Linked DNA regions of Homo sapiens: region 1 is linked to region 2. Evidence: chromatin contacts called from ENCODE Hi-C or POLR2A ChIA-PET data. All regions are on one chromosome and are shown on one strand. The core of a region is the stretch at or near the end of the contact, and the rest is flanking DNA. Distances in the headings are between cores, read along the strand shown.

Region 1 (6,527 bases), core at 2,239-4,738, 140 kb after region 2:
CAACCATCCGATTTCTCAATCTTTTCCCCACCTTTCCTCCCTTTCTATTCCACAAAACCGCCATTGTCATCATGGCCCGTTCTCAATGAGCTGTTGGGTACACCTCCCAGACGAGGAGGTGGCCAGGCAGAGGGGCTCCTCACTTCCCAGTAGGAGCAGCCGGGCAGAGGCGCCCCTCACCTCCCGGACCGGGCGGCTGGCCGGGTGGGGGGCTGACTCCCCCACCTCCCTCCTGGACGGGGCGGCTGGCCGGGTGGGGGGCTGACCCCCCCATCTCCCTCCCGGACGGGGCGGCTGGCCGGGCAGAGGGGCTCCTCACTTCCCAGTAGGGGCGGCTGGGCAGAGGCGCCCCTCACCTCCCGGACCGGGTGGCTGGCCAGGTCGGGGGCTGACTCCCCCACCTCCCTCCTGGACGGGGCGGCTGGCCGGGCGGGGGACTGACCCCCCCACCTCCCTCCCGGATGGGGTGGCTGGCCTGGCGGGGGCTGTCCCCCACCTCCCTCCCGGACGGGGTGGCTGCCGGGCGGAGACACTCCTCACTTCCCAGACGGGGTGGCTGCCTGGCGGAGGGGCTCCTCACTTCTCAGACAGGGCAGTTGCCAGGCAGAGGGTCTCCTCACTTCTCAGACGGCGCGGCCGGGCAGAGACGCTCCTCACCTCCCAGACGGGGTCGCGGCCGGGTAGAGGCGCTCCTCACATCCCAGATGGGGTGGCAGGGCAGAGGCGCTCCCCACATCTCAGACGATGGGCGGCCGGGCAGAGGCGCTCCTCACATCCCAGACGGGGCGGCGGGGCAGAGGTGCTCCCCACATCTCAGACGATGGGCGGCCGGGCAGAGACGCTCCTCACTTCCTAGATGGGATGGCGGCCGGGAAGAGGCGCTCCTCACTTCCTAGATGGGATGGCGGCCAGGCAGAGATGCTCCTCACTTTCCAGACTGGGCAGCCAGGCAGAGGGGCTCCTCACGTCCCAGACGATGGGCGGCCAGGCAGAGACGCTCCTCACTTCCCAGACGGGGTGGCGGCCGGGCAGAGGCTGCAATCTCGGCACTTTGGGAGGCCAAGGCAGGCAGCTGGGAGGTGGAGGTTGCAGCGAGCCGAGATCACGCCACTGCACTCCAGCCTGGGCAACATTGAGCACTGAGTGAACCAGACTCCGTCTGCAATCCCGGCACCTCAGGAGGCCGAGGCTGGCGGATCACTCGCGGTTAGGAGCTGGAAACCAGCCCAGCCAACACAGCGAAACCCCGTCTCCACCAAAAAAATACAAAAACCAGTCAGGCGTGGCGGCGTGCGCCTGCAATGGCAGGCACTCCGCAGGCTGAGGCAGAGAATCAGGCAGGGAGGTTGCAGTGAGCCGAGATGGCAGCAGTACAGTCCAGCTTCGGCTCGGCATCAGAGGGAGACCGTGGAGGTAGAGGTAGAGGTAGGGGTAGGGGTAGGGGTAGGGGTAGGGGTAGGGGTAGAGGTAGGTAGAGGTAGAGGTGTAGAGGTAGAGGGGAAGTGTGTGTTTGTTGATTGATGGGTGTACATGATTACAAGTGTGTGTTTGTTCTGTGGTGACCCACTGGACAGCAGGGGGAAAAAGAGGCAGGTAGGTGCCTCCGAATTAGACACTTTATTTTATTTATTTATTTATTTATTTATTTATTTATTTATTTATTTATTTTTTGAGATAGAGTCTTGCTCTGTCACCCAGGCTAGAGTGCAGTGGTGTGATCTTGGCTCACTGCAACCTCCGCCTCTTGGGTTCAGGCGATTCTCCTGCCTCAGCCTCCTAAGTAGCTGAGATCACAGGCATGTGCCACCACGTCCGGCTAATTTTTTTTATTTTTAGTAGAGACGGGGTTTCGCCTTCTCTACTAGGCTGGTCTCAAACTCCTGACCTCAGGTGATCTGCCTGCCTCAGCCTCCCAAAGTGTTGGGATTGTAGGCATGAGCTACCATGCCCGGCCTGAATTATACACTTTAAACGGGTGTATTTTTTATCGTTTGTGAAATTTTTTATGGAAGGTGAAATTTTTTATGGTTTGTGAATTATATATCAATAAGGTTTTGTTAAAAAAAAACACAACTAACTACAGATTACATCTAATTGACAGCATATTTTTACTGCCCTGAATCCAAAAAGAAATGCCCAGGTATGGGCTAGGGGTGGGCAGAGACACACACACTTGTAATCATGTACACAACTGGGAGTAGTGGGGATGAGTCTGTGGGGAAAAACAGGAATTCAGAGTGCTGAGAAGCTTCCCTTACTGCCCTGCCCACTTCCCTCCCCTGGGCATTGCTCCCTCAGCCTGGATTCACAAAGTCAATGCCTTTGGGAGCCAGGAACTAAATTCTTAGTCAAAGACACCTCCCTCCTGTCCAGTTATGGGTCTCAGGGAGGAAATGGCAGGTGGGTGGTTTCATTCTTTCAGTTTCAGAAAATATCTGTAGACATAACATATTTCCTCTATTAAACAAATTCTGAGGTAAGGGGAAACAGAGAGAGACAGTCAGAACATTATAAGTCGAAAAGAATCTCAGCATTCTTAGTTTAGGGAAGTTGGCCTTGCTCGCTGTGTGGTAGAAAAGCTGATTACGGGAGAGAACCGTGGAGGGAAGGAAGGGAGGCAGTTTTGTCATCCCCACATCCGGTTTTGACTGGACACCATGCAGGCTGAGATCAACTTCAGAGGCAGTCAGCTGGAATCCCATAGCTTTATTTGCCCATTTATTGTGTTGTTATTTTGTTGTTGTCATTACTGGAAAAGGCAAGAGTAGAGCTATCAGAATGTCTTCCTTGAACATGCTGTCAACAAACCCCAGGATTTTTATAAACCCTATGTGAAAAACACGCTAAGAATCTCTTTTCTTCTTAGCATATTTTTCACTTAGGGTTTACAAAAATATGTTTTGAAGAAAGCTTGAAAAGATCAGTGGAAAAAAATTCAGCACCAAATTTTCTCTGAAAATCAACTTGTCAAAAAAGACGTGATTAACATCCATCCTGTAACCAGCACATGAATGATCTTCCCTCTTTACGAGTGTGCTTCAGCAAAACTTTAATCTCGACCCCTCCCTCTTTCCACTTTTAATAGTGGATGGATGAAAAGGCAAGAGGAAAAACAAAGCAGCCGAAACACACCCAGACGCACACTTCTGCCAAGCATAGCCACCACGGTAAGCATTTTGAATTCAGCCAATTATGATCTGTGGATTATTAACATTACCTCATTTACTTCATCAGTGTAGACAATAGTAAACTGACTGTAGTGAAATTTGGAACCATAGAAACGTGATTCTATTTTAATACAGGCCTATCAGGTAACCCACAGACTATGCTACATATGAATAAGAGAAAATAAGTTTATTCTTAACTATGTAATGTAATTCCAGTGGAATTCGGTAGGTGGCATAAAACAGCCTTTTTGTTTTGTTTTGTTTTCAACACCAAATGTGGTTAACAGTGAAATAAATTCAAGGAAGTGCTTGAATTTCTTACAGACTGCCAAATGGAACAGACAAGCAGGTTGTCTTGGTAAGCAACACATTCTTTTCTTTTGTAAAAGAAAATAATTGTATAGCTAGTTATTAAGTACAGAAGTCTCAAAAATCTGTGTAAGTCCTGGGTGTTTTTCTAAGTGGGTTATATTTCTGATATGTATATAGTTACTGTGTAGTTTGTACTGGCATTTGTGTATCAGTTCTGAGTCCTAAATCAGAGAAAGTCCCCACACTCCTCTGGGAATAACACCTCGTGTGTGATTTGCTTATAGGAAATATTTTTGAGTTGGGAAATGAATATTTGGGTCACACACGTCTTCTGGTTTTCTTCCAGAGCAGCTGCTAGTTGTTGATTTTGACAGCATTTCTCTTCACCTAATCCCGCCATTTGTATTCTCTTCTCAGTGTTAAAGAAAATGAGATATAAGTCAGTTACTCCCGGAGGCAATGCTGCTGTTCAGCTCTTCTGTTTTTGTGGCCAGGTTTGTTTCAGTTTTTCTCTCTGGGGCCTTCCCACTAGCTAGTCCTTCTGTTTCTCAGGCCACTAACACTGTTCTGGGGAGCTAGACGTGAGGTAGAATTGCAGGTTTTGAAAATGTTTCCCAGGCTACATCCAATTTGGTCAAAAGACTTGAAAGTGAATTTGTTTTATAACAAAGCAAGAGTTCACAAAACCGCATAGAAAGCAAAGCAGAACAGTTCTTGAACTGTCTCAGATTCTTTTAACCTTTGGTTAATAGCTATTTGGTCTTGTGCAGAGAAGGCCCTTAGTAAATATTTACAGGACTAAACTTAATGGGCCAGATAGATTGTATGGGTATTGTCCATTAAGACCAGTCAAAGCCTTGATTTGATGCCTCCAAAGTCTCCAAAAGAAGACAAATTAAATGTATTGATTCATTGTATCATATAATGTGAGGCTAAACCTATCATAATAATGAAAATTCACAGAAGCTCACCTAGAGGCATTTTACACTTTCAAATTAAAGCATCCTTTTCTGCTCAGCTTATTTTTTGGATAGTAAAAGAGTTTAAAGGTTCTAAAATAGATGAGGCTCAGTCATGGTCATTAAGACGTTGATCAAAAAATTCTTTGGTCTAGGAAACTGAGACATTGATTTTCATGGATTTAGCAAGTTTGGTATATAAAATTCAAAGATCCTGGAAGTATTAAAAATCAGTTATTCCTGTGTATAACATTTTGATTTCTTAATTATAGAAATAAGAATGGTTTCATAAACTGAGTACTTAAAATTAATGACTTTAAATGAAAGGGCAAGATGGAGGTTAGGCAAATAGAAGATATTTGAGTCAATTAATTTAGCTCGACATAAAACTGAAGCTATGCTTTCATTAAATGCTTGCGTTAGCAGTGGTGAATCCATATGGGTCGTAGAAACTTAATTCTTGCCTCCTCAGTGGAAAGAATTTGTGTGAGGGGCATAAGGCAGAGTGAGAGACCGAGGCAAGTTTTAGAGTAAGAGAGAGAGTGTCACGCCCAGGGCCAGGTTCCAGCCCATACTGAGGTCTGAGGGGAGGGGGTGGATGAGCAGATAGCTGAAAGAACACTCAGGGGGCCGTAGGCAGGTGAAAGGTGATTTTATTCAGCAACAGCTCTCATTAGCAGCTTACTTACAGTAGTTCTCTCAGACTGTCCGCCTTGTCCTGGCTGCTTAGTTCGGCAGCTTCCACACACAACTGTGCGTCCGGCTCTCCCTTGCCCTCAGGGTCAGCAGCTTAACTCTTTCTCTCTCTGGGTACAAGCAAGCCGAGCTGTGTCCTGGCTCCCCTCAGTCCATCTGCAAAGATGGACAGCTTTGGCTCTCTCTCTCTCTCTTTCTCTGGCTGCCAATGCACCTGTACAGCGTCAGCAGGGCAATTATACCATTTACGGACAATAGTGGCTTAGAGCCAAGGGATGAACCTTCCCTATGTTATGGCTATGGTAAGCTTCTCTATGTTATGTCTACATGGCTATGATAAAAAGTGAGTTATACGCCTGCGCTCTAAACTCGCTGAGTCACTCTGGATGTTTACCTTGGCCTATCCTTGACCAAAGCACAGCCATATTCCTTACAGAGAGTTTATTAAGAAGTTTTAGATCAGGAACGAAAGGAAATAAAGTACACTTGGAGGAGGGCCAAGTGGGCAACTTGAGAGATCCAAGTGCCCAGTTTAACCTATTACTTGGGGCTTATTTGTTGGCAGGCTTCTGGAGTCTTGCGTCTCTTCTCCCCTGATTCTTCCCTTGGGGTGGGCTGTCTGCATGTGCAGTGGCCTGCCAGCCCTTGGGATGGGCTGCACACACACTGTGTTTACTGAAGTTGTGTACATGCTCATTGGAGACATTTTTCCCTTGCCAGACAAGTCTTCCTAGAGGAAGGTCACATACCCGTTGAAGTCCGCCATTTTGCCTCTTGGTATGCATGCTCAAGCCTGCTTGCCCAGCTCCTGAGAGTTTGTCAGGAGTCTGCTAACCACCAGCTTCAGGTGTGTTTTCTATCTATTAGGAGACTGACTTTCCCTGATGCTGGCTGCAAACAATTATTATTCTAGAGAGACTGTTTTTTTGTTTTTGTTTGTTTGTTTTTGAGACAGAGTCTAGCCCTGTTGCCCAGGCTGGAGTGCAATGGCATGATCTTGGCTCACTGCAACCTCTGCCTCCTGGGTTCAAGCAATTCTCCTGCCTCAGCTTCCCCAGTAGCTGGGATTACAGGCACCTGCCATCACGCCCGGCTAATTTTTGTATTTTTAGTAGAGACAGGGTTTCACCATGCTGGCCAGACTAGTCTCAAACTCCCGACCTCAAGTGATCCACCTATCTCAGCCTCCCGAAGTGCTGGAATTACAGGCGTGAGCCATGGCCCCCGGCTTAGAGAGACTGTTTAACAACTGCCTGATCATCACCTGATGGTCACCTGATATTCCTGGTTGGGGGGCCCCTCTCCTGTCCTGCTCATGTCTGCCTAAGTACCTACTCTAACACTTGGGGGCAGGCAGTTATATAAATTTATATATTTTTGTGATGATAGCTGT
Region 2 (6,963 bases), core at 3,719-6,218:
GGCAATGGGATGGAGGAAGGTACACAAAGGAGTAGTTAATAGCACTTGGAAACTGACTGTGTGTTGAGGGTGAGGAAAGGCAACAATCTATGGCCATAGCTGGGCTTCTGGCAGAGGCCACACTACACATCCAGCTCAGATAGAGAATAAGAGGAGGGGGAAAGAGGATGAATTCAATTTGGATGTGTTTCGATTAAGTTTAGTGGGACACTTAAATACTGATGAACGGGGGTCTGGTGGGAAGTTGATGATAAAGCTGGAATTCAAGAGTGATGTCTGAGCTCCATGTAGAAATTTGAATGTCACCAGTGCATAGTGGGTGGTTGCCGAAGCCATAGATATATCCAGTGGATTGCTTTGCTCAAGCTCATATATAATTTTGGATGAAAGAAGCACAAAGTAAATTTCAAATTGAACCTTATTTTACTTGGGAAAGTGTACAACAATTGTAATAAATGTTTGTGGACTGACTGGATGAACATAAGGATAGAGAGGTGATTAAATGAATAAAAAGTATGAGTTCATGAAAATCAGTAGATGTTCTCTTTTACTTTATCTCATGACTTATTTCCATTTTAGCTCTGGCATGGAAAAAAAGGCAACATTTGGATGCAATACACAAAGATCTTTAAAAATCTGTGAGCCTTTTTTTTTTAATTTTAGAAATAGGGTTTCCCTCTGTTCCCCAGGCTGGAATTCAGTGGTACGATCATAGCTTACTGCAGCCTCGAACTGCTGGGCTCCAGCGATCCTCTCGTCTCAGCCTCCCACAGTATTGGGGCTATAGGCGTGAGCCACTGTGCCTAGCTGCTTTTCATTTCTAAAGCCTACTAATTTCAGACCATTTCATATGTGTTATTCCTATTTGGTATTGATGCCCTAGTAGTGGCCGATCAACTGCTTCCTTTGCAGCAAACTCAGATGGAGATGACCAGCAAGTGACAGACCTGTTCAGCAAGCAAACATATTATTTTGCACATGACTTCCCTTGAATAAATGTGAGCCTCCACTCTGCAATCCTTGCCGGAGACCAAGTGGTTTTAAAATAGAGACAGATGTGTGATACCACGCATTGGCTTGTAACACCCGTATCTTATACAAATGGCCACACTGTAGTCCCAGGGTCTGCAGAACAGACCAAGACTCCTTAGTAATCGATCACATCACTATCAAGGCAGCAAACAGGGAAGGGTGGAAACATGCCTTCCGCTGTCATTGATGGAAAATTGTACCTTGACAGGGAAAGGTAGTTCGGAGCCTTCTTGAATCATTGAGGAACTGCTTAAAATGCACATTTGTGGTCTAAAATGTCCAAAATATCTTAACACCTCACAACAGGCACCGAATGGTTTGGGCAATATCAGGTAAATTATGAATCCATTTTGTAGTTTGGGAAGGTCATTAGGACACAGATTCATTATCTGCTGAGACTTTTTTGTTGCTTTCCATTTATTACTCTCCTTTGAGTGAAATGGAGCTGTGAGAGCAGAGCAGAGACCTCAGTTCACTCAGCCCTGACACATTACTGGTGTCTATAATTTCACCATAAATTTGGAGAGGGAGAGACAGAAATTGCAAATGCAGGGATTTAAATCCCCTTGTGCTGCATTTGTTAAGCTGAGCAGATTGTAAACTGCCTCTTGCAAATACGATATGCATCTGGGCATCAAGCTAATAATTCTGAACCACAGAATCATTCATTTGTGTGATGCTTCCCTCCAGAAGTTTCTGAAATTGCTTCTGTAGTCATTATGTATCCCAGAGCTGTTCAGTTTTAGTCTGAGGATTAGAGAGACGATCTGGCTAAGGAAGTGAGAGGCCTTTTTCAATGAGATGGAAATGACAAATTTTTCTGTGTACATCATCACAATCTTTACAAATTATGCATTTGAAGTACTTGGTTTGGGCTTTTCTGAGGAAAGCAAGGAGAGATGTGTAGAGTCATCAACTTTGTGTTAGAAACTTACAGGCACATCGATGACAAATAAATTCAAATCATTTAGACACTCTCATGGACACTTCTGGCTCTTCTAGTGAAAAACAATCTGTGTGTTTTTACACTTTCTGTCTCTGGCAGGGCCCTATCCTCTTACCTCCCTGATCAGAAGCAATTTCTTTTGCTTCCTGTTTTGATTTCTAAAAATTTAGTTACATAAGTATTCCATTAATATATTTCATTATACAAACATAATTATTGCAAATAACATTGCAGTCCCTTTTGATTATTGTGAAATTCTGATGTTTTCCCCCACCTATGGCACCCCCTTTCACTTCTGGTTATAAGCAATGTTAACAGTTTCATGTGTATCCTTCCGGATCTTCTAGGGGTGTGTGTGTGTGTGTGTGTGTGTGTGTACAAAGATGTTATTGTAGACAAATATCATACTACAGCTTCTTTTTTTTTTCACTCAATTACACATCTTGGAGCTGTCACTACAGGGATCTATTCCATTCTTTTCATTTGTTTTTACTGTTGCATAATATTCCAGAGTATTTGTGCACCACCATTAACTTCTTCAGGGCTTCTGAATTTTCACTGCAGTCTACCTTACCCTGAAGAATCTTGAAAGACCCCTCAAACAGCAAATTCTTCAAAGTAAAAAAAGAGTACATCGTATTAATTTTACTGGGAAAAAGCTTACTCATTTCTAAGCTCCCCAATCATAATCATTAATGCTATACCACCAAATACCATTAAAATGAGCACCATTACTTCACAGTTAACATTTCCTAATGTAACTCAACCAGATATTTTCCCACAAATTACCCTATAGTACAGCTATTTCCGTTCTCTCATTCAGCGTTTACAGATTATACACAGAAGACTTTGACCTATTTGTTAATTCAACAAATCATTATTGAGCACCGACTATTTGCCAAGCACTGCTGTGGGTGTTAGGAATATGGTAACAAACAGAACACAGAAAAATCCCTCCTTTCCTGGAATCTACATCCTCGTGCAAGGCAGATAACAGAAAAATCGGTAGGATATAAAGGATGTTAGACAGTGGTATGTCCTGAAGAGAAAAAAATACGAAGGTGGGAAAGGTGGTTTATTTAGAAGGTGGTTTTTGAATAAACACCTTCAAGAAGCGAGGGAGGAAGCCGCGCGGATGTCTGGGGGAGAAGCCTTCCTGATCAAGATACCCTGTGGGAACAAATGATTTTTTCTGACAGAGAAATGGCCGGGGTCTTTCTGTCCTGCAGTTCATCATTTGGGTTCTTGTCCTTTATCACTTCCTACCAGTGGAATTTTTTTCCCAAGGAGAGTTGACTAGAGCTCTCCTGCAGAAATGTCGAAAGGCGATCATATTTTTCAATGAGAAATGAATCACTCAACATACAAGGTTTATAACATGAGGGAGACCAGGGCACATAGGGCACTCATTTTCTCCTGGGATCAGGGGTGCTGGCAGGAGAAATGTGGTTGGCTCTCTGACAGAAAGATTTGTGGAGCAATTTGTCTCTGCTTGAGGCCACAGGACAGAGAGCAGGGAGGGGGAGGCCAAATATTAGCTGAAAGAAGGGAACTCAGACCCAGGAAAAAATGAGCAAATTTTCTTCTTTATGACTGGGTATCTGCTTCTCCATGGCTATGTTTAGCATTCTACATACTGCTTGGATATAAATCCCAGCTTTTCTAATTCTTAGTCGGATAATCATAGGCAGATCACTCAATCTCTCTGAGCTTCATTTTCCATCTGTAAAATGGAAATGATAATAATAGTAGCTATCTCCTAAGGTTGATATGGAGGATTAAATGAGATTGTAGAGGTAGAGACTGTGTACTTTGTGTCTCAAACATAGCGACTGATCAGTAAGTATGCCATCATCATCACATCACTATCACCACCACCATGATCATTAGTTCCTGAGCTTAACAGGAAACAAGTTCAGGGGTAGAAAGGCATTATTCAGTACTTCTTTAAACATCAATCAGTGTCTCACAGAGCTTGGTACTGAAGATTCAGCTTAAAGGCTGTCTAGATAAGTAAACAAACCCCACGCTTTGGGAAGGTAGGAGAGGGTTAAGGATTTTCAGGAAGGTGGTTATGTACAAATGGGCTTCCTTGGCACCAGAGAAGGGGAAGGGAGAAGGAAATGGAGACGTTTTTGTGATATCAAAGTCACCTGTGAGACAGGATGCTGAGTCGATGATGACCAGGAAACTGCTTGATGTAAACGTCTGTGAAATGATGAAGAGGCCTGTGGTGAGAACCACCCAGAGGCCAAATAACCTCATGTGGCTGCATTCTGTGTCTCTTTAGTCTCAGTTTGTTCTCAGTTGCATGGAAACAACCAAAGTTGACAACCAAATCTTTCAGCTACAAATCTACCTCACAGCTCAAATCTACCTTAGAGCTAATCTGAGCGTGCAGGTGTCTCTAAAAATAACCATGTTACATTCGTTTTGTTGGGAGGCTCTGTCTAATAGTTAAAAATGCTCGCTAGCTAGTCAGGCTGAACTGACCTGAGTTTGAATCCTGGCTCTTTTTTTTTTTTTTTTTTTACTAGTTGTGTAATTCTGGACAAGGTAGATAATGTCTCTGGGTCTCAATGTTCTCATTTGTGCAGGGACATGATAATATCTACCTAATAGGGTGATTACGGAGATGAAGCGGGATAATGCAAATAAAATACTCAGCACAGTGCCCAGCACACAATAAATGCATGTTGGTGATTATGACCGAATCTTTTGTATGAATTGTTTTCTGGTTAATGGGGAAATAAGACAAAAAAATGTAGAGGAAGAGAAGGGAAATAAGAGATATGGAAAAGAGGGGCAGGATGTTAAAAGCTGATCCTGGAGACAGGTACTTGGTGATTGCCAAAAAAAAAATAAAATCCTGAGAGAGAAAAAGGATAAAGATGGCAGAGACTCAGAGGCAGAAGCTCAGCCTTGTTTTTTGCCAAGCTTTCATCCATCTGGCCTTGGCTTCTGTGCTTGCTTTTCCTTCCAAGTGGCAGCTTCCAAGCCTGACGGTGAAACCCAGGGCCGGGAAATAGAACATCTCTGGATCACCCTAAACTTCTGCACTCAGTGAAGGCATTTAAGAAATAAACATATTCTTCTTTTGCAATATAGAATTCCTTTGAGACTAATACAAGAGACAAGCCTGTCAAGTGAGTCAGCAGTGACCACAGGCTGATATAATCCAATTGCTTTTTGGCTGACAGCTCAGGCAGAGAAAAATTCACTCTGATGCAAAGGTAAATGTAGTTTAAATCTCAACACAAAATTCTGATCCTCCCTAATCAGCTTCTATTCCCAGTCTATGATGACCCCAGACACCAGAAATAGCAGAAATACCATTAATACATTTCCTACTGTTTGGGGTATAATAATTTAATCATTGGTAAAGGTAAAATGTTCAAAGGGTAGAATAATTCAGATTATTTTCAGGGTCTAAGAAAAAAAAATAGGCCAGGTGTGGTGGCTCACGCCTGTAATCCCAGCATTTTGGGAGGCTGAAGTGGGGAGATCACATGAGCTCAGGAGATCGAGAGCAGCCCGGCCAACATGGTGAAACCCCGTCTCTACTAAACAAATACAAAATTAGCCGGGTGTGGTGGTGTGCACCTGTAATCCCAGCTACTCGGGAGGCTGAGGCAGAATTGCTTGAACCTGGGAGGCAGAGGTTGCAGCAAGCCGAGATTGCACTACTGCACTCCAGCCTGGGGGACAGAGTGACAGTGTGTCTCAAAAGAAAAAAAAATGAAAAAAAGAAGAAAGAAAGAAGAAAGAAAGAGAAGAAAGAAAAAGAAAGAAAGAAAGAAAGAAAGAAAGAAAAAAAATAGAATATCTTTCCTCAGAATTGGATAATAGTAGATATTCTAGTGCACCATCCAGCACAGATGGACATACAGAAAATGAACATAAACTTGCATAAGTGATGAGATAATCTAGAAAAATACAACACATGGTTAACTATATCCTTTTTTTCTTTTATGGGAAGAATGGCTGGTCTGAATAGACTCCTATGGTGTTATGAATTCTAATCAACTACAAAACCAGAGCGAAACTGAAGTTCTAAAATGGATTTTCAGTATGATCTCTTCTGATGAGCCTTTGCAAACACAGTAATTTAAGACACCAAGTTGAAGCCTGGATCTGCATATCAAAATGTAGGGCACGCTTACTTAGGAGGAAGATCAAAGGGCAGTTTTTACATTATAGAAAAAACTAGCTTAACCCTGAAAAATAATTGCTTTTATAAAAAATTAAATCATTTGAAGTCATGTATTATGATCAACCCCATCTGTTCAACACACACACACACACACACACACACGTTTTTAGGAAAGATGAGAAATTAAATGTTCATTTCAAATTGTTGCTAAATTGCTTTCCTGAGATGTTATATCCTGGACCTCCGGGATGGCTATGATTGGAATCTGTCTGCCTTTATTTCTAACATGAAAACACCATGGCCCGCCTGTGCAGAAGGTGACTTCCCAGGTATCTGAGCACCTTGGGGAAGCTAATTTCTACAAACCGCAAAGGAACTCTCTTATTTCCCTATTCAGGCCCCTACCTTGTATTCAGCACTTTACTTCAGCCTGCCGAAGGCTGAACTTCCTTCAACCCCTTTGAGCCCTCATCTGAGGTCCATAGTTCCTTAGCTGGTATTGCTGAGGCTGTAGCACATCCTCACTCACCCCTGCCAGGGCCTCAGCTCATCACACTGCTCATTTAGCTATGAGCTTGATGTGCAGCCCAGGGTGACACTCAGAGAAAACAGAGCCTTCTCTTCTTGGTTGGGTATAATATTTAAGCTAAGGCCTATGCTTTAAGATTTGGGACTCAATTTTGCCCTTTCGATCTGTCTATATCAATACCTGAAAGCAGTTTTTCTTGAACTCATTTTACTTTGATTTTGAGATCCGCTTTTGATGCTTCTTATTTAATAAGGCACAGGCACAGGCCTACATTCATTATTTAGACTAGAACTGATTTTGCAC

What was found. Hi-C counts contacts between places; a loop is a spot of excess contacts on that map. ChIA-PET counts read pairs that join two places held with the same protein, here RNA polymerase II (POLR2A). Pooled maps may share reads with other maps.
Region 1: a loop to region 2 is called in a pooled map, with 2.5 times the contacts of the local background. The contact joins the promoter of TLR1 here to the enhancer-like site in region 2. A Hi-C loop is called at or near these places in 1 of 37 single-sample maps with no recorded cell type and 7 of 50 pooled maps. POLR2A ChIA-PET finds 5 or more read pairs at or near these places in 2 of 52 experiments (AG04449 and activated naive CD4-positive, alpha-beta T cell).

The regions. Positions count from the first base shown.
Region 1 is chr4:38,801,752-38,808,278 of GRCh38, reverse strand. TLR1 (toll like receptor 1) reads left to right here and starts at 3,488. Exons shown (of 4, transcript NM_003263.4): 1 at 3,488-3,525; 2 at 3,897-3,973. RefSeq lists enhancers at 2,488-2,657, 3,616-3,785, 3,720-3,889, 3,797-3,966, 3,833-4,002 and 2 more.
Region 2 is chr4:38,946,821-38,953,783 of GRCh38, reverse strand. No RefSeq gene overlaps it. Among named protein-coding and RNA genes, the nearest start is that of TMEM156, 82 kb to the left of the region's middle. Within about 2 kb of position 4,968, at least 10 of the 41 ENCODE cell types and tissues checked have a DNase peak (open chromatin) inside an H3K27ac peak, as active enhancers do.